3 separate regions of the Mus musculus genome follow, and all the other regions are linked to region 1. Evidence: chromatin loops called from intact Hi-C (ENCODE). Cell type or tissue: gastrocnemius. All regions are shown on one strand.

Region 1 (8,000 bases):
TGGAGGGAGAGATGAAGCAAAAAAAAACAAACAACAACAAAAAACAAACAAAAACAACAACAAAAAAAAAACAAAACAAAACAAACAAACCCTCCACACCTTCTGCGCCTGCTCTCCCCTGAATGTGCTCCCAAACCAGCCTGGATCTGAGGGTCTAAGGCCTTATACTCTAAGGCCAACCAGATGATACCCCGTGGTCCACACCCATGTTGTCATCTTTGTCTTCACTTCCAAATGAGGTTCATGAAAGCCCACAGAGGCTCCACGGCTAGTGGGAGCAGCTTCTGTGGAAAGGGTAAGCATGCCTGAGGACTCGGGTCCTCAGCGAGCCTCTGCCTACCTGGGAAGACAAAATGGGGAAGGGTTTACACAGAAGACAGAGCAGCAGATAGATAAGGGGTCTGCTGAGCTGACATGGGATTTCCACAATGCCCCTCCCCCACTTCTCTGTGTTCCCCTCCCCCTCCCCTCAGGAAACCACCCTTTTTTTTTTTTTTTTTTGTCTGAGAGGCTGCCACTGACTAGAGTCCCCAGTTGCTAGGTGATGAGAACTCAGTCTGGCAGGCAGAGTATGGAGAAGGGCAGGGGCTGGTGGGCTTGAGTGCACCCCCCCACATGTTTCCACAACCCTTCAGACAGCTGGGCACACAGACCCACAGGCCCAGTGGCAGGCAGAAGCAGACAATGGTAGTCGCAGGCAGGCGCTGGGCCCCGACAGCACACTCACACCACCAGAGTACACCCAAACAATCCAAGGCTTCTGTATATAAACACCCCTCACTACCCAGACAGACACAGCAGGAAGACAGGAGGCTTGGATTCACACAAACACAGGCACAGGTGCACCCCAGATGCCTGCTGCTCTGCAGAGGAGGGAGGGGCCGCACCAGGCTTTACTAGAGATCAAAAGGACCCCCCACCCAGGGTAGGTACAATGGGACACCCAAGGAGAACCACATCCTCTCCCTAAGAATGCTCCCCACCCCATCCATCCCTACCTCCCACATCATCTAGAAGACTAGAGGCCATCTTCAGTCCAGAGCTAAACCAGGTTTTGTGCTTCACTTTATCTCCTTTGCTGGGGACACTGAAAATGCACCCCCCCCCTCGGCATTTGCTACACAGATCAGACTAGCCTCATACTAATAGATCTGCCTACCTGTCTCCCAAGTGCTGGAATTAAAGACATGCACCACGGTACCCAGCAAGTGACCCTAGGACTTTTACAGAGGAGACAGGCACATGTATCCCAAGAGACCCTGACCTGGATGCATTTGATAAGAAGAAACTGAAGTAGTGATGGGGGTCATCCAAAGGCTGAGGAAGAAATGTGAGTTAGGTGCTTTCCTCCTTGCCTTGAACAACTACCTGACAGGTAGCAGGTTAAGGAAGGGTGTATTGTGGCTCACAGTCTGAGGGTGCAGCCCATCACAGTGGGAAATCCTGGCAACAGGAACATGAAGCCCCTGCTTACAGTGCACCCACAGTTGGGAAGCGGAGAGATGACCCTCTGGGGCTCAGCTCATCCTCTCCTTTTAAGTGGGCCCTGGCACACAGGGCGGGCTCTCCCTCCCCAGCTGACCGCTGGGAATACCTCAACGACTGCTCTGAAGTGTGTTCCCATGGTGATCTAAATCCAGTCACAGGGAAGGAAGATTAACCATCACAGGGAGCCACAGTGGCTGCTGCCCAGGGACAGGATGCTCAGCAGGGAATTCAGTCCCTGGGAAGGCTTGTGAGCAGGGAGTGTCATGATTTCTCTTGGGGAGGCAGGTCTAGAAAGGAAACCTGGGTGTAGAAGACCACAACCTTGCAACAGGCTGAACCAGGGATGGCCTTGGAGACTAAAAAAGGAACAGATGTACAATTTGGCAGGAATAAGACCAGGTCCTAGGCATGGTGGGGTGTCTCCCATTCCAGGAATAAATCCAAGCGCCTGGCCCTCTCCTTAAGTGAGCATACCAGTTGACACAATAGTGCCAACAGCATGAAGCTAAGATCCATTGTCACCCTCAGAGGCCACAGGTGGCAGCTCTTGCCCTTTGACATGCACTGTGGTTTGTGCTCTGTAGGAGCAAGGGGAAGATGGGAGCCATAGACCAGTTAGGGACTGACATAGTTGAGCACTCAGAGCTTCCAGGGCAAGCCAGCACCCAGCATATGCAAAACACCTCTGCCTGCTCAGGTGTGATAGCCCATAGTGGCTCGAGACTCTCAATTCCCCATGTAGACCCAGCCACAGCAATTATACTACAAGAACATTCTAGAAACTTTACACCTACCACGGGGCATGAGAACAGAAATTTAGAACTTCTACTGTGTATCTCCCCCCCAAAAAAATAAATTGGCATATGAGAGCATACAAAAGTCCAATCTCCTCATCAGGCAACCCTGTCCCTTCACGGGGCCACGCGACAGATTCGAGCTGGCCTCTCCCAGGCTCATCCTCCTTCACATGGCCTGTAAGTGGATTTGTGGATTATCATCTCTGGATTTAATTAAACTAACCCTAACAAAATGCACAAGTGGCTTAAGAATTGTCGTCCTGTTCAGGAAGCAGGGCTGGAGATAAGGGAGACAAATGCTTAGTGAAAGATTCGGCATCAGCCCTGCGCTTCATGGGTCCCCTGTGCTTCATATACACGGATGCCGACGGACCTGAAGATCCTCCCCTCCCCCGGGGGACAGCGATGTTTTATATCCTTATGTGGGACAAACTAAGTAGTGAGAGGCATGCATGTTACCCTCCAAGGAACCCCTGGGCACACTTCTTCCCCAGGGCTGCCACAACTGCAGGTTTTTTGGGAGGTCAAACCATTATAGTGAGTTTGTATTGCAGCAGAGATGAAAGTGCAGTAAAAAATGTTAAGCATCTTGGGCTTTTAAACTATTTTGGAAATAGTTGTGAGCTTATTACTGAAGAATCTCTCCCTCTCTGTCCTCTCTCTCTCTCTCTCTCTCTCTCTCTCTCTCTCTCTCTCTCTCTCCCTCTCCCCCCCCCCAAAGTTCAATCCTTGAAAAGCCCTCCCCTAGCTCCCCCTAGTGGCAACGTGTCACATAACCAAGGTGCGCTGAAATAGATAAGAAATGGATACTGCTAGGTGATGTAGTAGTGTTGACGGTGTCATGAATGCCTGAGCGGACACAAGAGGAATCTGCTTCACCCCAGTGGTTTCTCAAAGCCCACAAGTCAGTGCAGAAATGAGATACCACCACCAAGTCACCAAACTCAAGGAGTTCCCTAAAGAAACCAGCAGTCCTCTTTCAAAATCAGAGGTGTGATAGGCAAGGAAAGACTGAAGAACAGTGCCTGGCAGGTCAGCGGAGACCTGGGCATCACCATTCCTGTTGAGCTACCCCAGCTTGCTCCTTGCCTCACCCATGGACACCAATGAGAACCTCAAAGCCTCAGCTGACTGTGTTGTGCCTCAGGCAATATAGGAGCCTGGCTTATTCCCCAGAAATCAGAAGAACACAGGTGGAAAACAGAGTATCTCATCACCCGTGAACAGGGATGCTGTGGCTTGGTTCTAGACTCCAGAACAGTGCAGACCTTTAATTTACGATGAGGTTGTTTCTGCCAGCTGTCAAACAAGCTGGAGTTTGACTTGTAACTAAGCTAAAGGCAAGCTTGGGTCAAGAGACAAGACAGAGGCCTGTCTGGATGGCCTGGACCACAGAGTCTGAAAAGCCTGGTGCAGTCAGCATAAGGCTCTGAGGTCTCTGTAGTGCCCATGGCTGGGGCAGGAGGCAAGCTAGGGCAGCTAAGCAGGAATGGGGATGTCCAAGTGATAAGGGAGGAGGGAGACAGATGAGCATCAGTGAGCCCTATGAGGAGACAGTTGGCTATGAGAGCATCTCTCCCCTGGAGAGCAAAAGTTAGGCCTCAGAGGGGCTCTCTTGGGAGACAATATCTGTCACGGGGCACAGATCCACCTCCTCAGGAGGTTGGCTCAGAGGACTGTGCATACACTCCCACGGGAGCTAACACAGCAGGGACGGGAGCCAGGGGCCCCGCTTGAATCATCAGCATGTTCTGAGCCTCCTGCTTCCTGTTTAATGAATGAAGGAGACAGACTGGGGGAGGTGGGGACACTGACTGGATGCAGCCCAAGCCTTAGTCCCTTTCTCCACAGCACAGGCTCCTCCAAGTCTCTGATAGAGATGGGTTAAGTGTTAAGATGGGATAAGATGAGTTAAGCAGTGGTACTCTGGTCCTGGGCTCCCGGTCCACCCGCTCCCTGCTGGGTCCGGCTCCAGGTTAATAATGTCAGTGGCCCAGATCCGGTGGGGACCAGCAGGAGAAGGGCTCTACTATAGTTACCTCTGCTGTGAGCCACTCCTGACTTCCCAGCATTAAACAGCTTCCTCTGAGCTCAGCTCTGAGGGACAGCACTTCACACAGAGCCCAGCAGGGTAGCTCACCTCCACAGGTCTGAAGCTGGGGGAGAAAAGGGGGGGGGGTAGGAAAGCTGAGGGCTGATGGTGACTGCAGCCACTAAGGATTAAGAGTCACTTGGAGCTTCTTTGTCACAAGCATCACTGAGGGCTGGGCTAGGATGCAAGTTGTGTGGCTGGCTACATGTGACCTTTCTGCACGGCCTGGAGTTAGAGTGTGCGGTAGGTTCCCGCCGGGCTGCTACAAAGAAGGCAAAATCTGACTCCCACCTCTAAGCAGCATTCTGTCCAAGTTGTGGGAATCAGAAAGGTTGGCCCAGATCCAAATATGAGGCTAACCCCTGACAGGGGCAGGAAGCCATTGCCATGGATCCTGTGCACTGGTGCATGTTCTGACCCACTTTAGGAAATGCCTCTTTCTGCAGGGTTCTTCTGGCCCTGTGTCTATACCCAGGTTCACATAAGGATCTTCCTTCTGGCTCTGGATCGCCTCTGTAGCCACCGCCATTGCAGTGTTAATCCAGCCCACAACTTTGTCTACTGGTCTCCATTTCCCCGCCTGACACTGCGCGTGGCACAGTGACCCACAAGAGAGACTCAGCTCCTGGTCTGCCACGTCTTTTGGAGCAAACCATCTTGTATGAGGTTCTGACCTCAGGAGCAGCTTATGTCATCCATGGGGAATGGGGAGGTAACTCCTCTGACCCCCTCTGCCTCAGGCCTGCACCCCAATCCTCTACATACCCCCAGCCTTCACCAACTTGGTCAGTATCCTGCCCTGGGCTGACACTCCACTCTGACATCCTCTGGGTCCTCTTTTTCCCTGAGCGCAGACCTGGGGACTTTAGTCCTGTGACCCTGATCATTCCACTGAAGGACCAGCTTCCTGAAATGTCTCAGAGATGGAGCCAACACCTGCCAGCTGCTTATCACCCTGCCCTCTTATGTCACAGGTCCAGGCAAGAATACAGCCCTATCCCTGCAGGAGTTCACATCCCAGGAGACTCATAGTGGCTGGAAGAAGGGGGGACCATGGGGTGAAATACAGGTGATGGAAGCAGGGAGGAGACAGGGCTGGGATCAGGTGGCCCCTGATCAGCTGCCCTCCCTGCAGAGCTGTCCCCTGTAGGGAGGGGCATGTCCCATCCAGGCATCTCTCTGCAGCTGGAATGCTGGCCCTGCTTATCTGATCGGGGCTCCTGAGAAACTCCCATAGGTGCTGTGTAATTACGACTTCCCTGGTGGTTAACTCTGAGTCAAGTTAGCCAGGTTAAACCAATACTCAAGCTGAGGTCAAAAGTCAGTCCTAGAAGTTCCTTCAAGGGTGTTTTCTAGACAAGGTTCATATTTAAATCAATGGACTTTGAGGAATCAATGGATTGGAGTCTACTGATCCATCAAGTCAGTCTCACTTGATCCATCAAGGCCAGAAGAGTGCAGAGGCTGATCTCTCCTGCAGGAAGAAAGGCTTCAGGATGCTCTCAGATTTGAACAGCTAGGTACCTCTTTCCAGCTGCCCAGCCCAGCTCTAAGGTGCTTGACCTCTGCATGCCTAGGGGCCAGTTCTGCAATCTGTCTCTCTCCCCTTTTCCCTCATGGCTCTGTTGATTTCCTTCTCGGGAGACCAGCTTCTCTAAGGAGCTATCATCTACACAGACTTGAATGACATGAGCCAGGGACACTGACACGCAGACACCTGGGACATGGGTTCAACTGAGGACCTGAGAGCAACTAGCCACTTACTGCCATCCTGCATGGCTGGGAAGTTGGAGACCCTAGCAGAATACAGAGGTGGGGATGGCTGTAGGGCCAACTATGCAGGCCTTGTAAGAGAAGATGAACTGTTCTGAGGAGTGAGGTGGACCGTGGGGGCTGGAGATCCAAGAGGGAGTGATGCTGTGGCCTTTGTTTGCAGTGACAACCACAGCTAATAAGTCTGGGGTATGGGTGATTAGATTCTGAATATGTTTTGGATGTCGAATCTAAAGGCCAGGAATCTAAAGGCTGTGAGCTCTAAAGCAACGAGAGGGATCAGGTGGGCTGAGGGTGTGGTCAGAGTTTAAAGAGCTCCAGAGATTCCTATCCCAGTGGCATGGCAGGAGATGGGCAGTCACTACTGTCCCCTAGGCAGGGTAGAATTTGGTAACACATGAGAGTACAGGAACCATCTTTATCCCAGCCACCCTGAGGCCTATAGGTGTAGACACCTGTGCTCTAGACAAAGACCAGAGTAGCCCCTGGCCCAGTGAGCAAGGACCCTGCAAAGAGAGCGAGACCAGAGCCAAGCCAGTCACCGAACAGAGCCCGGGGAACTCAGGCAAGCTAAAGAGAGAAGACACAAAATAATTAGTGAGCAGAGTGTAATTAAGTGCTAAATTGTGTGTTTCAGACTGGCTGAGCTGCGGGAGTGTGGGATGGGGGAGTCACACCACACAGGAGTGGCTGAGGAAGGGCGACACTTAGAGAGGGTGTGCCACAGAGAGACAGGTTTCCCAGGTGTGCGAGCAATGGGAAGGAGTGAGGCAAATTACAGTGGAGGGGACGGGGGGGGGGGGGTGCTAAGGAAAGAAGCCCCAGAGCAGTGGAGGAGGAACACAGTCCATGAGCCAGGAACCCCCGACATCCTGTGCTATAACTTAGGGACAAACTGTGCTTGTACTCAGGGACAAGAGTGGCATTCAGCTGTGTTCAGATCCAGGGCAGGGTCTGAAACTGGGAACACCAGGCAGGCAGGCAGGCAGGCAGGCAGGCAGGCAGGCAGGCAGTAAGGGAGACCTGGGTGTACAGGTACACAACTGCTTTTGATCCCCTAGTCTGGCCCTGCCATAAGGCCCTTAGTGTAAATCCTATCCACTCTTATCTCATACGTCATCCAATGGGAGTATCAGGCTTCCTGGTGGCATTGGTTGGTCGAGACTCAAGGGTCCTTCAAGACAGGGTGATCTCACTGAGACTCTCAGAAGTCAGGAGTGCTAAGAAAGGACCCTGTGGGACTCTATGCTCTAGAAAGGCAAAAATGGAGGCCTCAAAGTCCAACAACACTCAAACATTTGGAGTTCATACCTGGGGCAGGAGAGGGCCTAGCTGAGAGGTAAGCCTGGTTGAAAGGCAAGCCAGAAGGGCCAGGCTCCAACAGGGCCTGGCAGGGCCTGGCAGGGCACTGAGGCCAATGACTGGGAAGGAATCAGTGTGCAGGAAGCCCCCCTCTTCAGTTCTCTGTTTGCAGTGTGGCTTAGCACACACTGCCTGTTAAACAAATGTTATGACAGGACTACTCGAGCACCCAGAGACAGCAGTGACACTCGGCTGTCACCAAGGGTGGCCTGCAATGGGGCTCTCTTCTCTAGCCAAAGCCTCCAAGGTTCACACATGGGCAGAAGGGAAACAGTATTGCAGGATCCTTCTGTCTCTCCAGGCATGGTCCTGTCCATCAGCAAGGATTGATGCCGGCCCTGTCCTGGGGCCTAGGACACAGCAGCTGCCTGGCTGCAAACGATACCTAAGTGCCACAGGCTGACCAGACAGAAACAAGTCCAACTCACACAGGACCCATGTAAAGACAGAGCATAAAGCCTCAAGGTAAGGAGATGAGATGGTCAGAT
Region 2 (8,000 bases), 390 kb before region 1:
CTGATCCCCTACCTCACTCTGTTCTGTTCTCACTCCCCTCCTGGCCATATGGGTATTTCCTCGACCGGTAACCACGGCTGCTAACACCCCTGCTTCTGCCTCCCCTGCTTACCTGTCTGTGCTGAGGCCTTGAGGACAAAGTGGTCAGCTAGGGCTGATCCCTGGGCCTGTCCAGCCCTCAGACTACAAAAGAATAGACATCTTGAGCAAGCTCTCCCTTGGTGCCTAGATCATCTACACAGGGAGCTGTCATTCCCAGGGTGGGGCTGTTATTGGGTAGCTGGCCCACAATGGGAGAGCAAGCCTGCCTGAGGTCCTGGTACCTGTATCCCAGAGCTGCATGGTGTACAATGACACCACCATGGTGTGCCGGGCGCCGTCTATAGACAACCCAAAGCGCAGCCCGCCAGAACTGGGAGAGCGGCCAGATGAGATTGGTTTCATCATGGACAATGTGCGCACGCTGCTGGTACTCAACAGCTCCTCCTTCCTCTACTACCCGGACCCTGTACTGGAGCCACTTAGCCCTACTGGGCTCTTGGAGCTGAAGCCCAGCTCCCCGCTCATCCTCAAGGTAGGTCTCAGCCACTGTGGCCTCCTGCTGCAGAGGCTGCTCTGGGATGGGGCTTGTGGAGAGACCTCAGGATTGCCCTCATTTTACCCTGACCCCTGTAGGGGCGGAATCTCCTGCCACCTGCTCCTGGCAATTCCCGGCTCAACTACACGGTGCTCATCGGCTCCACACCTTGTATCCTCACCGTGTCTGAGACACAGCTGCTGTGTGAAGCACCCAACCTCACGGGGCAGCACAAAGTCACGGTACATACCCTAAGCTTTCTTTATGCAGGGGGCCAGGAAATCCCTGTCACAGCCTATCTATGGTCTCCTGGAACCATCTTCCTGACCTGCTGACCCCTCCCCCACTAGAGCAACCCCACCTCTGAGAAAATCCCCATGGAGCTGAGTTCTAATGCAGGCCCCATTCAGTCCTTGCCTTGCCATCTTTCCCCCTCACGACTAGCGTTAACTAGCTGGGCATCTGTCTGCTCATGTCCCAGCATCTTGCACCATTATCCACTTTTGTCACCTGCTGGAAAGATACTGCCCACAGGCAGGTAGATAGATGCTGTGGGAGACTGAAGGGCCATTGCACAGGGCCTCGGGCTCTGAGGGGCCGATGCCCTCTGAGTACCTCTACTCCATCTGGCAGGTGCGGGCCGGGGGCTTCGAGTTCTCACCTGGGATGCTGCAGGTGTATTCGGACAGCCTGCTGACACTGCCGGCCATTGTGGGTATCGGTGGTGGGGGTGGCCTCTTGCTGCTGGTCATCGTGGCTGTGCTCATCGCCTACAAACGCAAATCCCGGGATGCTGACCGTACCCTCAAGCGGCTGCAGCTCCAGATGGACAACCTGGAGTCACGGGTGGCCCTCGAGTGCAAGGAAGGTCAGCAGGGAGATGGGTAGGGCCAGAGCCAGGGAGGTAGTCTGAGTGCTGAGTCAGTCACCACCTATGGGCTCTGTCTGGCTCAGTCCCAGGGAGATGACAGATGGCAGAATCGTCCCACTGGTAAAAGGACCACCTTCTATACAGCTATAATTTAGCTATAATTTTATGCCACCTAATCTTTTGTATCCTGTCTCCTGGTCTGTCGAATGGGCACAGAAACAGTGCCCACTCCCTTGGATATCCATAGTGAGGCAAGAGTACATACAGGTGATCATGCTTAGCCCCTGAGAGTCCTAGATAGTCGAATGGTTGGCTGGGACCCTGCCCTGTAGACCACTTTGGTGGACAGGAAGCAGACATGAGCCAGGACTGGAGAATGAAGGCCCTTGGTTCCAACCTACAGAGGGAGGTTGAACATCCAGTGTACGTGGATACCTTCTCTGCCAACTTGTGCAGGGCCAAGACCTGCTAGAGAGGGGAGGCCAGATGCCTGGCAGCAACCAGGAAGTGAAGCTACGGCACTTCACCAAACCTGCTAGGTGCTCCAGAGCTTGCCCTGCCCCTCTGTCCTAAACTAGGGAAACTGAGGCACAGAAAGGCACTTGGTTTCTTTAAGGTCAGGACCAGTGATCCTGGCCACACAGTAGGCAGACTAGGACTGAGAAGGGGGAGAGGAACCTCAAATGTGCTGTCCTTAATCTCACATTGCCCCTGACCCCACATTTGGCCACAGCTTTTGCAGAGCTACAGACGGACATCCATGAGCTGACCAGTGACCTGGATGGTGCTGGCATCCCCTTCCTTGACTACCGCACATATGCCATGCGAGTGCTGTTTCCTGGGATTGAGGACCATCCTGTACTGAAGGAGATGGAGGTAGGACTGCCACCTTAGAGGTCCCTGGGGGCTGGTGGGCAGCCAAGGAAATGGGGGCTGGTATGACCTTCCAGAGAAAGTTCCAGGGCTTGGCCAAGTTGGGAGTATGGAGTCAGACCCATATCGGTGCCAACACAGGGTTGGGACCCTGAGCTCTGGGGCAAGGGCCTGATTTCTGGAGCAGGTAGCTTGCCTTGGGTGACACCATTGCTCATAGTGCTTCAGGAGGCTGGAAGGAGACCCTAAGCATAGAACAGTGCCCCAGGCTTCACCCAAGCCAACTGCCCTTTAGCCTGAGATCCTGGTTCCTCTCCTTATGCTTGGTTGTGTGGGCCTTTCTGCCATCCACCTGCCTGGGTCCCTTGGAGGATCTAGGTACTGAGCTTCAATGTGCAGTGAGGGCAATCTGGTCTACCTGTGTATTCCAGGCCCAAGTAGCTCGGTGTCCCAGAAGACCTTTCCCCTGCCTTAGCTGTTGGAGCTATGTACCCCGTGGTCTGAGCAGGCCTATGTGCCCCCAGGTGCAGGCCAATGTGGAGAAGTCGCTGACACTGTTCGGACAGCTGTTGACCAAGAAGCATTTCCTGCTAACCTTCATCCGCACACTAGAGGCCCAGCGTAGCTTCTCCATGCGTGACCGTGGGAACGTGGCCTCACTCATCATGACAGCCCTGCAGGGTGAGATGGAGTATGCCACAGGAGTGCTAAAGCAGTTGCTGTCTGACCTCATCGAGAAAAACCTAGAAAGCAAGAACCACCCCAAGCTCCTGTTACGGAGGTACAGTGAGAGAAGCTTGGCTGGTGGGGTCACTGTGGGGATTGTGGGGACCTGCCTGCTGGGTGCTGAAAGCGACTCCTCTTTGCCATTTGCTTCCCTCCCCACAGGACCGAATCAGTGGCAGAGAAGATGTTGACCAACTGGTTCACCTTCCTTTTGTATAAGTTCCTCAAGGTAGGCCTCAGGGGCCTAATGAGTGGAGGGAAGGGCTGGGGAGGGGAGGAAGCCAAGAAGGCACAGAGGCTAGGTCCTAGGGCCCAGCGCAGCAACCCAGACTACTTGCTCTTAGCTGTTTCTTGTGTTGATACTTGCTGCTACAGAGAGAGCATAGACATTCACGCTCTGAAGTCAGTGCCCAAGCTCGAGTTTAGATATAAGCTTGGATCTCTGCTTGGTACCTGGAGCTGGCTGCCAGCCTCAGAAGGAGGATACATCTAGATAGGCTTCTGAGGGAGGGCCTGACACTGGCCCTTGAGTGCTCCATGGTGGGGTGTGAGTCTATCCTGGGCTTCTGGCTCTCCAGAGCTCCCACAATCCCTGCAGGTGCCAGGGTGGGCTGGTTGATTGAACTGGTTGCCTGCACCTAAGAGACTGGTTAATTACACAGTTCCAAAGTCTGGCTTCCTCTGACCTCATGGCCAATGGGATGCATGTCACGAGTTACGGTAACAGTGGGTCTGCCTGGGAGTATAACTTGTGTGTGTCAGCCCTGACCAGTGCTCTGTGGATTCAGTGGCAAGGGTGGGGCTGGTGCTGAGTCTGCCAGCATTGGACTCTGTCCTCCCCAGTAGACTTCTGCTGAGCTCTGGATGAGCCAGAAGTGCCAGCACGTGGGTCTGCTCAGAACTAGATCCCTGGTGGGATGCCTTTACTTGCTGGGAGGAAAGCCAGTGATAGGACATGGCAGTGAGTAAGAGACGGGAGGTCTGAGGGACCAGAGATGAAGAAAAGTGACCTGGATGGCACAAGGACAGCTGAGGAGAGGGGACCTGTGTGTACAGCGGCCCCAATGATAGCTATGTGCACATCTCCTATGAAAGTGCCGCTCTGTGGACAGTTGTTTACATGGCCATTAAAGCAGGCTCGGAACCAGAAGCAGCAAGGCCGAGCAAAAGCGTCAGCGCTCCAGCAGCTGTGCCCATGCTGGGTCCTGACACGCGCTGACCCCGTTTGATCATCATTCTCCACAGCAAGAGGAGAGCGGGTGCAGTTCACCCCGTTGGTCTCAGATCCTGAGCCAGCTCTGCAATGTCTGCTGCTGCAGTGTGGGGAGGCAGGCCGCCACTGGAAGCTGGCAGAGCTGGCTCTGCACCTGTCAGTGTGGGGCAGGGGGAGCAGAGCCCATCAGACATCTGGGATGGCCTCACGGAGGGCATCTGTCTCAGAGCAGTCAGGGTGTAGGAATGCTGATGGGGGTGGGGAGCAAGGCGACTGGGGGAGCAGCAAGAAGGGAGGCAGCAAAGCTCAGCAAAGGGAGAAGTGAAGTGGGCCGACTACCCCAGGGTTACTCTCAGGTCCTCTCAGTCTCCTCGGCTCTGGTTTTTGTGTGGCCCTTTTAGCTGTACAGTGAAAACTGATACTCAGGAGTGAGCCAGATTGGCCTGGGCTTGTTCTTCCCCATCTGTGGCCATGGTGCCACACATAGGCCTCTTGATACATGTTTGCTTTGTGGGCTGAGAGAAGATACACTTCAGCGCCTCCCTTCCCTGAGCTGCAGCAGATTCTCCTGCTCATAGTTCTGCCTTCTCTGGAGTCTTAAGGCTCCATTCACATTCTACATAGCTTTCCAGAGTGCTTTCTTTCAGTCATAAGACGGGTTCCTTCACCCCTTCACGGTTCAATAGTTGGTCTCTTTTTACCATGCCACAGACTTTAAAAATGCTTTACTGGATTAAAACATACATAATACAAAATACACTACCTTTTAGATTTCTTTGAAATTACATTTTTTTCTTTATTATGTGGGTGTATGCCACAATGCACACGCAGAAGTGGGAGGACAACTTGCAGGGGTGGGTTCTCTCCTTTCACCATGTGGGTCCCAGGGATCGGAGTCAAGTTGGCAGGGTTGGCAGCAGGCTTCTTTACTTGCTGAGTTATCTCACCAGCCCTTATCTTATTGTTTGAGACAAGGCCTCCCTAGATAGCCCAGGCTGGCCTGGAGCTCATGACCTTCGTGCTTCAGCCTCTGGAGTGTACAGGTCACCAGAGTCAATACATCTGTAAAGTGCAGCCCTTGTCAACATCTTCTGCACCATTGGTCTTGTCTTCATGGTACACTCCTTGTCCCTCTCCTCTCCCTCCACCGTACCACCTTTCTCCTTTCTGCCTATGAATTTGACTGATGTGGGGGTGCCCTCTAAGCAGAATTATCCATGAAGGCCTTGCATTGCTGGCTGGTTTGACCAGGTGTGTGGCTGCAGAGCTGTGTCTTCTGACAGCCATGTGCGGCCTGCACCGCTACTGAGCTTTCCTTCGGGTCAGTTGCTGTGGTCAGCTACAGCACACAGTATGTAATGGACAACTAGAGATGCGGGTGTGTTAAGCCATGAGAACTCTCTGAGAAGCATGAGCGGTCCCTTCCTAGAATGAGAATCACCCTGCCTGGCCAGCATAGCCATCCCCCACACACAGCTCAGTTTGCCTGGGGAGAACAGAAGGGAAAGAAAGCAGAATGCATGGTGTTCTCATGAGTCTGCACTTGGGCAGGGTCTGAGCCCATCCCCTGCTCACAGATGCCTGGGACTAGAATGTATGAGGGAGGTAGTTGCTCTGCCTGTCTGTCACTACACTGTCAACAATGTGAGGTAAGGGGGCAGGGCCCCAGCTCTGGTGGTCACAGCCATCAATATTCAGTGTGGGTCACTGAACTGAATGGAAGCAAATGTCTACAGGTAGAGGAACAGGTTTTGTTCAGATTTTTTGTCTTGAGGTCTGGCTGTAGTGACGTGCTGGTCCGAAGTTCACCCCCTACCCCTCCTACCTCCAAGGCTGTGGTTGCCACGCCTACCCCCCCAGTGCTTTTCACAGGGGTCCTGGTACCCCACCCTGCTCCTCACTTCCTTTTACCCCACCCCAGGAGGGTTAGGCCCATGTCTTCAGGTGGCACAGGGTACTGTCACTTTCACTGTCCTCTGTCACACTGGCAGAGGGTGTTAGGGGAATGTGAATTCTCCCCAACACAGCAGCCTTCTGCTGGAGCTGTGAGGGCTTCCAGAATGAGCACAGCTGCATCCTCATTTGCAGCATAAGCTGTGCTGACTTAGAGCCTTCCTGGCCTGGGTGCTGTGACACCATCCCTGGAGATGTGCATGAGTACGGACAGCATGCTTTCTTGGCTGCCGTTTATTCTACAAGTTAAACAACTTGCTTGACTAGCCACCTTCATCTTTGAAGCCACAATTGTGTATTTTCTAGGGTTTTTTTTTTTTTAATTTGGTAAGGGGGGGTGGTATTTTAAATACAACATTCCATCATCTGTAGCGTTTATGCTACAAGTGCATGGTATGAGGTAGGGGTCAACTTGGCTCTCCTTGAAGATGGAAAGCTGGTGCCGTGCCTCATTTACTGCCATGCTCCTCCTGCGCTGTTGCCTCTCTATGAAAGGACTATTCTCTGCACCTTCTCAGCAGGGCTGAGAGGAAGCTGGGGCCCTACCTTTCCCCTGTAATGGGACAGGGAAATGAGACCCAGAGAGAGAAAGCCCTAGGCTTAGGTCTGCTTTGTTCTGGGCCGGCCTCCTCCCTGGGCTCTGATCTCTGACTGCTCTTTCACGGTCTTGGAAAGACTGGTGAAAGTGATAGTCCAGGCCTTCAGGTCCTTCTGGGTCTGAGCTTTCTCTTAGAAGCCCTGGCTTTGCTGGGGCAGATGCATTAGGGTTGGACGGGTCTGCATCCAAGGCTTTGGGCACTGGCCTGCCGCCTCTGCTCCTTTTACTCTGCTCAGGAACCTAAGGGCAGGCAATCTAACCTGGGGAAACCTTATGAGGGAGTGTTTGCCAAAAGAGGCAGCTATTGATGGCTCTGAGTCCCAACCTGCTCCCCCTCCCTCCCACTTCCTAGCTGACTTAATGAAGCCAAGTTTGCAAATGAAACATAATTTCAAAGACAGGAGTGTTGTCTGAAGGTCTAGGGATGATCGATGCTCCTGGCTGTTCCTTCCTTAGCAGCTGTCTCTTTAATTGCCTCAGATGCTAATAAGGGGCTAGGACATCTGGGTACAGAGTCACCATGGGCTTGCCAAGGGCTCACCTGGGCTAGCCTCTGGCCTAGGCATTCTCAGCCAGCAGCAGCCTCTGTGAGGAGTGACTGCTACAGTCAGGGGTGGGCCTTCAGGGCCATGGGAGCAGCCTGAGCGCCAGCATTTGCCCCGCTCACCTTGCTGAGTAATGTGGCCCTACTTCTGGCCCCACACCTGCAGTGCACAAAGCCAGATGACAGCTGAGGGTAGGGACAATGCAGGCTCTTGCCAAGTGTGCAGAGGCTACCCTGCCAGTCCCTGTTTCTCCTTGCCACCAGTCTGTGGGTTCCTCTGTCCCTTGGTGATAAGGAACATCAGGAGTCAGTGTTTGGCTGGTGATTGTGGTGAAAGCATGCTCTTCGTGATGCTGGACTTCTGGCTAGGCTGGCCTCTAGGCTGATCATCCAGCAGATCATGATCGCACTTGGTGTGAGTGAGGGTAGTATCTCAAGGATTTCTGTGTCTACAGTCATAAGGACACTGGGGGTGTCGCTCATTAGATATCCTTGCCTGGTGCTGGCTCCAGAGACAGGCTTGCCTTCAAGAAGAGATGGAGCTTCTGAAAATAGCTAGATAGCCCTTAAAGGGCTGACAGGTCCAATCCCAGCCTCATACCCTACCACCCCACACAGGAGTGTGCTGGGGAGCCGCTCTTTATG
Region 3 (8,000 bases), 75 kb before region 1:
AATTTCCACTCTGCAAAGGCTCTATAGACACAAATCCCTGGTACCCTTCAACAGACAGCCTCCCTCCCACCCCCATCCTCCACCGAGCTGTCCAAGCTGCTTTGGCCCAGGGTCCCCCCAGGAGTCCACAGGCACATCTCTGCAACCGGGCGCAGTATTTCCAAGTGGCAGAATTAATAGGGCAATTCCCCCGTGCAGAACTGAGCTGGCTTCTATACTAAATTAGCATAGATAAATATTTTTGAGAGAGGAGGGAAAATAATGCATTTTGCAATAAGGCTGGAGGGCAGCCCCTCTTGGGCCCCATCCCCTGAACTTGGACGGAATGAATTTGCACCTGGTGTAATTGAAGGCGCCATGGTCCCTCGTGCCTGGGAGCAGGACCTAGCCAAGCGGATAAATTCCCTCCACTTGTGCAGAGCTAACCGTTGTCAAGAGGCTGAGCCCAGGGGAAGGTGGGGGAGGGGCAGGCAGGGCTGGAGAAGCAGGTGGATGAATGAAGACAAAGACTGCAGGGCAAACACATCAGCACATATGCAGGAAACACATATGTGCATGCACACAAGCTCGAGCTCGTTCATCCACACGTACATGTGTACATGAGCACACCACACACACACACACACACAAAACCACTCAAACAGCCACACTTGACATAAATCAGGCTCACCCTACATAATGCCTGAGGAGCCTTGTATGACCCATTATCTGCCCCTGTCAGCTGCCGTGGGGTGGGGGGGGTGGGGGGTGTGATGCTTACTCTCTGTCCCTAGCTCCATGGAAACGATGAAGCTGGAAATCCATCAGCTAATTGTCCTTGGGCCCAAACTCACAATATGGGCCTCTCCTGTGGTCCTTTCCACCTCTGCTATCTATTTTTTCAGCCATTTTCTCAACCTGGCTCAGCCCTGTCCTATGAGTTTGTCATTAAGTTCCCTACCGGCCTCCCTGCCTGCAGTGACTCCCTGGAGTGCCCCTCAGTCAGCAAAGCACTTGCCACGCAAACATGGGGACCTGAGTTCTGATTTCCAGCACCCAGGTAATAAGTTGGGTGTGGTGATGCATGCCAGTCATCCCAGCACCGGGGACAGAAAGACCAGCCACCTGAGCCAAATCAGTGAGGCCCACGGGAGACAGGGTTAAAACACAAGATGGGAGAGTATAGAGAGTGTAGAAGAAAATAGCCAGTGTGTGTTTGTGTGTATGTGTGTGTGCACGTGCGCACGTGTGTACATAAATGCTCTTCTAGAGGACTTGGGTTCAATTCCCAGCACCCACATGGTGGCTCACAACCATCTGTGGCCCCAGCTCCAGGACATCTTCCACCCTCTTCTGGCCTCCAAGGGTACCAGGCACATATATGGTGCACAGACACGTGCAAGCAAAGCAGGCACACACATAAATAAAGTGAACAATAAGCACCACAGGAGTTGGGAGCTGGCTGTAAACTACACTGCCCTCCACTTCTAAGCCCCTGTCTATCCTTGAGCTCCAGGACCTCTGAGGTTCTGCTTACCACCGAACACCAGGGTGTGGCTTGGAACCTGCTGACGGGCTGGGTCACTTCGGACTAGTTGGCATATTTCAATTACCACCCTTGGAGGGAAAACTTAGCCTGGGAACACTCTCAGCACCACACTAGATAACAGCCAGTTCTTGCAGAGGCCATGTCACCCCTCACTCTCCCTTTCTAGCCATAACCCCATACCAGCCCTGCTGGGAGGCAGATAAATGGCAATTGATCCAAACCAGGGAGAATGGGGCAGGGCCACAGACTAAGCTGCTGGAGACCTGAGAGGAGCAGCCACCCAGGAGGCTGGTACTACCCAAGGTCCCAGAAAAGAGCAGTGCGGCAGTGTGGTGGTGTGGCTATGGCTGGACCTGACACCAGTACCTCCAGGTTTGTGATGATTCAGCAGGGACCCTCCTGAAACAGGTGCCTACCAGCTACACTAGCCCCTCCATGCTTGCCCCAGAGCCCAGGTTTGTCCAGGCCACAGGCTTTGCCTGGGAAATGCCCTTCCTCCAAGGCTGAGCTCTCTGTGACCATCAGTCTCCACAGGTAGAAGTTGATCAGAATTCCTTATGATCCCTTCCAATGCTCATTGCAAGCCCATTCCCTTCCAGGACACACCATTGGATAACATAGTCTTGAGGTCAGGGAAGGGAGTGACTGAGAGCCAGTGTGCATGCTCTGGGATTCTGTCAGACTTCTCTTCTCTCAGGGCAGGAATCTATGAGGATAGCAGGGACCTCTACTCTGTGAGTCACAGTCTACGCAGCAGGCCACTCACTCAGGGCCTCCGGAAAGCTGAGGTTCAGACGGGGCCTCTAGTGACTTGGGCTCCTGAGAGGCAGAGCTCAGTCTTCTGGCCCAAATCAACAAGTCATCCGCATCCCACCTCCTAGAGTCATGGGAGAGACAAGAAGCATGAATAGATGGCTCTCAAGGCCGAGCCCCTCTACCCTAGACAGCAGCAGCTGTGTGTGGACAAACCCCAGACCCTCTGCTGCTGCCGAGTCTCCAGTCAGGAAACCTGCTTCTCAGCCAGGGCTCTGCTGAGTGACACGCTCAGACAGCATCAAGAACAGAGCACGATGCTCATGCTATGCACAGCCTCAGTGACTGCCTCTGCCACCCTGGAGTTGATATTTCCTCCCCTCCCACCCTGCTTCTCCCAGCGATCCTTCTGGGTACCAGAGTGTGGCTAGAAGATCAGCTTGCAGAAGGGATGCTACCACTGCACTGCGTACCCTGCCCCCACTTACTGTTTCCTCTGGGTGCTCATTGGCATTCAGGAGTCCTTGTTGAAACCCACATGCATGGATGTGCAGAAAGGCTGCACCAGCTCTGGGTTCTTATCTTCTGTAAGCCTCTACTTTGCCTCTGTGCAATGGGCACCAAGGGTGGCCAGGAAACTCGGGTGTGTGCATAGTGCCATGGCACACAGCAGGAGTGATGGAGGGCCAGAAAGGGTTGTGTACCTGCCTTCCCAGAGGAGTGCAGGTTGCTTAGAAGAGGTGAGAAGGTATAGGTCCCTTTCTGATTCTTGAAAGGATCATGGCGTAAGGTAAACAGACTTGATTTCAGGAGCCGCAAAGGGAAAAAAAACAAAACAAAACACCTGAGCAGGAACAGCCTGTGTGCCAGCAAAACAGAGAATCCATTGTCCATGTGCATGTTTCGGTAAAATGGGGCTCAGAGGAGGCGAAGGAAGGACTTGGAGCTCAGTGAGCAGGCACACTCCACCAGGGCCAGCTGTGGCCTGTGGAGCCTCCAGGCTGGGTTTTCTAGGCAGCATGGAGCTGGATCCTCCAGGGGGTGAGGGAGGTTGGGTAGCACCCAGGTTACAAAGTGCAAACATCCTTGGTGGGAGAGGTCAGGAAGAGAGAGCAAGCACCCCACCAGAGTTCTCCCTGCTGCTGAGCCAGGAGGCTGCTAGATCTGCCTAACCCTGCAGCACAAAGTTAATTTTGGGTCTCCACAGTAAACAGGCTTCCTAAAGCCATGGTTAAAGGGCTCTGGCCGTGCAGAGCTAACTGGCATCAGGACCCTCCAGCTCACATCTGGTTCCATTGTGATTCCCATATCCAGGAAAGATGTAGGAAGAAGCACTCAGGAGCTGCTGAAGAAACTGGCCCCCTGATGCCAGAAACCTTGTTGGCAGCTTCCTCCTCCTCTCCTTTTCCCTCTCCCTCTTGCGGCTGTCTAATAAGGTCAGCTCAAGGCTTGGTGAAGGTAGATGGCAGGCAGTATTTTTCAGTCCTGATGGATTCTGGTGCTCCTGAGCCAAGTGTAAAGCTGGTTCCTCACAGGGTCCAGCCTCCAGGCCAGATGATAACCCGAGACCAGAGGCAACAGCCAAGTCTATCTGAAAGCATCTCTCCCAGGTCCCCGATGCAGCAACTGAAATTAAGACTGACACCAGGGCTGGGACCTCAAACATGGCAGGACCCTTCTCTGGAAGAGTTCAAAGTAGAAGTCCCACGCACACAACTAAAGACAACTCCAATCTGGTATGCATACGGTCTACAGTGAAGGCGAGGGAGGACTTCCTCGAGGCAACAGAGCCCCCACTGCCTCCCGAGGGAGGCCTAGTCGCCATCCAGAGCGTGAGAAACCGGGGACAATGACTCCCTCTCCTGCAAAAGAAACCCTCCTGGTCAGAGAGAACAGTAGGATGTATCAGGGAACTTTCGCCACCTAAGGAACTAGCCCGAGTCTCAGCAACTTTTGTTTGTTTGTTTGTTTGTTCTTTTGAGACAGGGCTTCTCTGGGTAACAGCCCTGGCTGCCTGAAACTAGCTTTGTAAACCAAGCTAGCCTCAAACTCACAGAGGTTGCCTGCCTCTGCCTCCCAAGTGCTGGGATGAAGGCATGAGCCACCTTGCCTGGCTTTAGCAACTTAAATCAGCACAATTCCTTGTTTTCCCTTGTTCTGTGAGTTGTCAGGTCATTCTTCTAGCTTCCTGTAGTTCGGCTGGTTCCTCTGCTGAGCCGAGGGTTCACACCCACACTATTCGCCCTGACTTCAGGCTAAAATCCCAGGTCAGGCTCCGGGGCTGCACTCTGGTGGGTGGGGACAGCTGGGCGGGGCTTCTCCAGCTTCCGGGCAGGCTGGAGCGGCAGCTGCGGTGCAGTCTCAGTCCCAGTCTCTGCAGCTGTATTGCCTCTGTCAACGGGCCGACGGGAGGATGGGAAGCCCAGGAAGAAAAATAACACACAATTTAATCTCCCCAAATCAACCCATCCTACAAAGGGAAAAATAAAACAGAGTCTCCGCCAAGGCTGACCTTCTGTTTACATTTTCCTTGGCAACTGAGAAATAATTGCGGTTCTGCAGGGCCCTCCCCTCCCCCACCCTGCCTCATCCTATTCAAGCGCGACCAGGGATGACACTGGAATCTTGAACCGCACTAAGTGGTTACTATGGTGTCAGGCTGAAATTGTGAATCCCAGAGGCTGCCACAGCAGGGAGGCGGGGAGCCAGGGCAGAGTCTCAGCCGAGGCTAGTGACTGGGGGGCCTAGCCAGTTAATAGCAGACAAACTGTGCTCGCAAAGAGTAGAGTAGGGGGTTGAAAGATACGGTGGTCAGAGCAGGTGCAGGACCAGACCCAAGTCCCAGTCACACCCCCTGAGCCTTACTCTGTCCGGGCTGCTCTTTCACCCTCCACCCTGTGCCCACCAGGATTGAATCTCTGCCCAGCCCCACAGAAGAAATCCTCAGGATTTCTTTCTTATTTCCCCACAGAAATCCAGAGCCTTGGTGCTCACCCAAGGAACCTGCAGAGGTGCTTTGGGTACCACCCTGCACTTCTCCAGCTCTGCCACAGAGAACTACAAGCCAATCCTGCCGGACTCACACTGATATGTGTCAGTGTAAGATCCCTCCACTGCCACACCCTGGTTCCATTCCCACCTCCAGACAGTGAGTGACCTTAGACCCTACTCTGACCTTGAACCTCTTCTTCTCATGCCTGTGCCTTGGGGGGAAAAATCTTCTAAAGAGCACATCAGATCTTGTCTGTAATCTTCACTGAGAGAGAGCTCTTGAGTGGTCGCGGTGCCTGCCCGGCTCTGACTTCATTTGTTCCACCAACCATATCATTCTAGCTATCCTGGCCTCTGAACTGCTCCCTGCGATGGCCGGCTTGCTCCTGCCCCAGGACCTTTGAACTGGTCATTCGTTGCTACTGTGACTCCTTCCCAAACCACCACTGAGGCCTTAGGGATTGCCTGATCACTGTTGTGGTCTTCATGCTTCAAACAGGACAAGCACAGGGACGAATGAATGAATGAATGAATTAGCCATTTCCTGGTTTCTAATCCCCATCTTCTCTGTCTCTACTATAAGGATCTAGACCATCAGAAGAGGGACTCAGAGGCTCCTAAGAAAGCCCCAGCCTATAAACATGTAGTGTTCCACCCACTCAGTGCTGGACCCATGACTCACAAACTTCCATTCACTAAGACATAACAATGGGAAAAATGAACACAGGGTTCCCAGTCTGTTTTTTGGTTTTTTGCAAGATGTCGTACAAATTCCCCACCTGGGTCTTTTCTTTCTTCCTTCCTTCCTTCCTTCCTTCCTTCCTTCCTTCCTTTTTTTTTTTTTTTTTTTTTTTGGTCTTTCTTTCTTTATTAGGGCTGCCCTTTCTTTTTTAGGGCTGCCCTCTTAGCTCTCTTTGGGGATGTATTTGTTCTTTATTTTTCCCATCTCATCCTGATTCAGTGTGGACTATCAGGCGTGGTTCCTGGCTGTGGACTGAGGCTCTAACAGCCAGCAGGAAACTTACCCAACATGCTCTACAACGCTCCGAGGTCTACCCTCCCCCAAGACTATGCGGCAGAACCCCACTGACGACTACCTACAGCTGTCCACAGGACCAGATCCAGCCTGTGAAGTCCTCCCTCTCAGCCCTCAGGGACCGCGGCTACCGTGACCGTGTGGGGGATGGTTCGAGGGCATCCCCGATGGCAGGGCCGGGGTGGAGCTTGAGGAAGACTTCCGCCTTGCACAGACCCATTTCTTCCCTTTTAAAACCGCCTTGATTGCTTTTGATAATCAGATTTACTGGTAAAATTTGGTCTTTGTGCTTCCCTGTGTTCTACCAAGCGGCGCATCCGGAAGGCCCCTTCATGCCCGTGGCTAGTGTGTGGTTCCTTGCTCAAATGTGCTAGTTTGGTTTAGTTTATCAGCTGTTTTCAAAGCATTATATTTCATTTTTATAGCGAGAGCCCACTATTGTTTTATTCTATTTCATTAATTCGTGCTCCTTTTCTACATTAATTTCTTCCATTGGCTTTCTTTGGATTTATTTTGATGTTCATTTCCGCGCTTATTGAGGTGAAAGCTGAATTCTTTTCAATCTCTCCTCCTTCTAATGACTGCATTTAGAGCTATTCATTTTCCTCTAAGCACCGCGGCTTGGGCGGTATCCTGGGGGCTTTTATGGCGAGCCTTTATTGTAGCTCATTTCTAAATTGTTGATAATTCAGTTTTGATTTATTGTTTCACTCACGTTATTTAGATTTGTTTTTAAATTTCCAAGTGGCTAGATTTAGGGATGCTGTCCTCTTGTTCATTTCCAGTTTTATTTCTATTGTCAAAAAAAAAATGTGACTGGCACGATCTTTTTTTTTAATTTTTTTTTAAAATCGGTTTTAAGAATCAAAGGTAGTACAAAAATATTTTTTCCCTGTCAAAATAGTCAATCAGTTCCGAATTGCAGAGAACCAAACATGAGCGTTCTTCTGCAATCACGCTCATTGTCCGGCTCCATTGTCCTGTTCGTTTGGAGCTAACCTTTGTGAACAGTTCAGGAGGGTTCTTTCAATTTCTATTCTTTCAAATTTATGTATACATTTATACATTCAACCTTAGAGCTTTTTTTTTTTTTTAATTGCTTCTAATTCATGCTCTTGTTGGAGAACTCTCACTCTTGGCTATTTGTAGCCTTTCTTTTTTTCCCAAATAAACAGGCTTCTGTAAGTCCTGACAGTTGTATGCACCGATTTGTCAGCAGCTCATAACTAATCTCTCATTTATGGTTGTCAGTTTTTTGTTGCTAGAACAGAAGACCCACAGCGATCGGCTTTATAAAGAAAATGGGTTTATCTAGTTCACAGTGCTAGTGGCTGGACGTTCAAACAAAGGTCTCTGCGGTTACATCTAGTGATGGGAGGGAGTGCGAGGTCCTCCGAGAGGGATCTCCATTTCTACAAAGCTACTGGGATTTGACCATGGGGCCCCACGCTGTTGATCTAATCTTATGATTCATGCCTCAAAAGTCCACCTCTAAACACCGTAGCCAGGTAAGCTCCCAGCCAGACACACCATTCATAGCCAGGTAAGCTCCCAGCCAGATACACCATTCATAGCCAGGTAAGCTCCCAGCCAGACACACCATTCATAGCCAGGTAAGCTCCCAGACAGCCACACCATTCACTGTAAGATTCTGCAGTCAAACCCCTCATGGGCTCCTGGAGACAAAGCATA

What was found. Hi-C counts contacts between places; a loop is a spot of excess contacts. Peaks named below come from ENCODE experiments on the same cell type or tissue, not always from the same donor. Only the 100,000 strongest peaks of a DNase experiment are listed, where the experiment ranks them.
Region 2: a loop joins it to region 1, with 2.9 times the contacts of the local background. A loop is called at or near these places in 4 of 42 quality-filtered maps.
Region 3: a loop joins it to region 1, with 2.7 times the contacts of the local background. A loop is called at or near these places in 18 of 42 quality-filtered maps.

The regions. Positions count from the first base shown.
Region 1 is chr6:88,931,006-88,939,005 of GRCm38, reverse strand. No RefSeq gene overlaps it. Among named protein-coding and RNA genes, the nearest start is that of Gm36354, 4.9 kb to the left of the region's middle. In gastrocnemius, a CTCF peak has its summit at 3,069 (motif pointing left); DNase peaks (open chromatin) are centred at 1,909, 3,052 and 4,739; H3K4me3 peaks cover 26 bases; H3K27ac peaks cover 776 bases.
Region 2 is chr6:89,324,660-89,332,659 of GRCm38, reverse strand. It overlaps Plxna1 (plexin A1), which reads left to right. Exons shown (of 32, transcript NM_008881.2): 18 at 335-574; 19 at 676-819; 20 at 1,211-1,445; 21 at 2,182-2,324; 22 at 2,846-3,102; 23 at 3,210-3,276; 24 at 7,974-8,000. Among named protein-coding and RNA genes, the nearest start is that of Gm40415, 33 kb to the left of the region's middle. In gastrocnemius, a CTCF peak has its summit at 4,755; DNase peaks (open chromatin) are centred at 1,478 and 4,367; H3K4me3 peaks cover 522 bases; H3K27ac peaks cover 1,542 bases.
Region 3 is chr6:89,005,643-89,013,642 of GRCm38, reverse strand. No RefSeq gene overlaps it. Among named protein-coding and RNA genes, the nearest start is that of Gm36639, 14 kb to the left of the region's middle. In gastrocnemius, no CTCF peak of the experiment used is centred here; DNase peaks (open chromatin) are centred at 156, 434, 4,587 and 4,980; H3K4me3 peaks cover 682 bases; H3K27ac peaks cover 764 bases.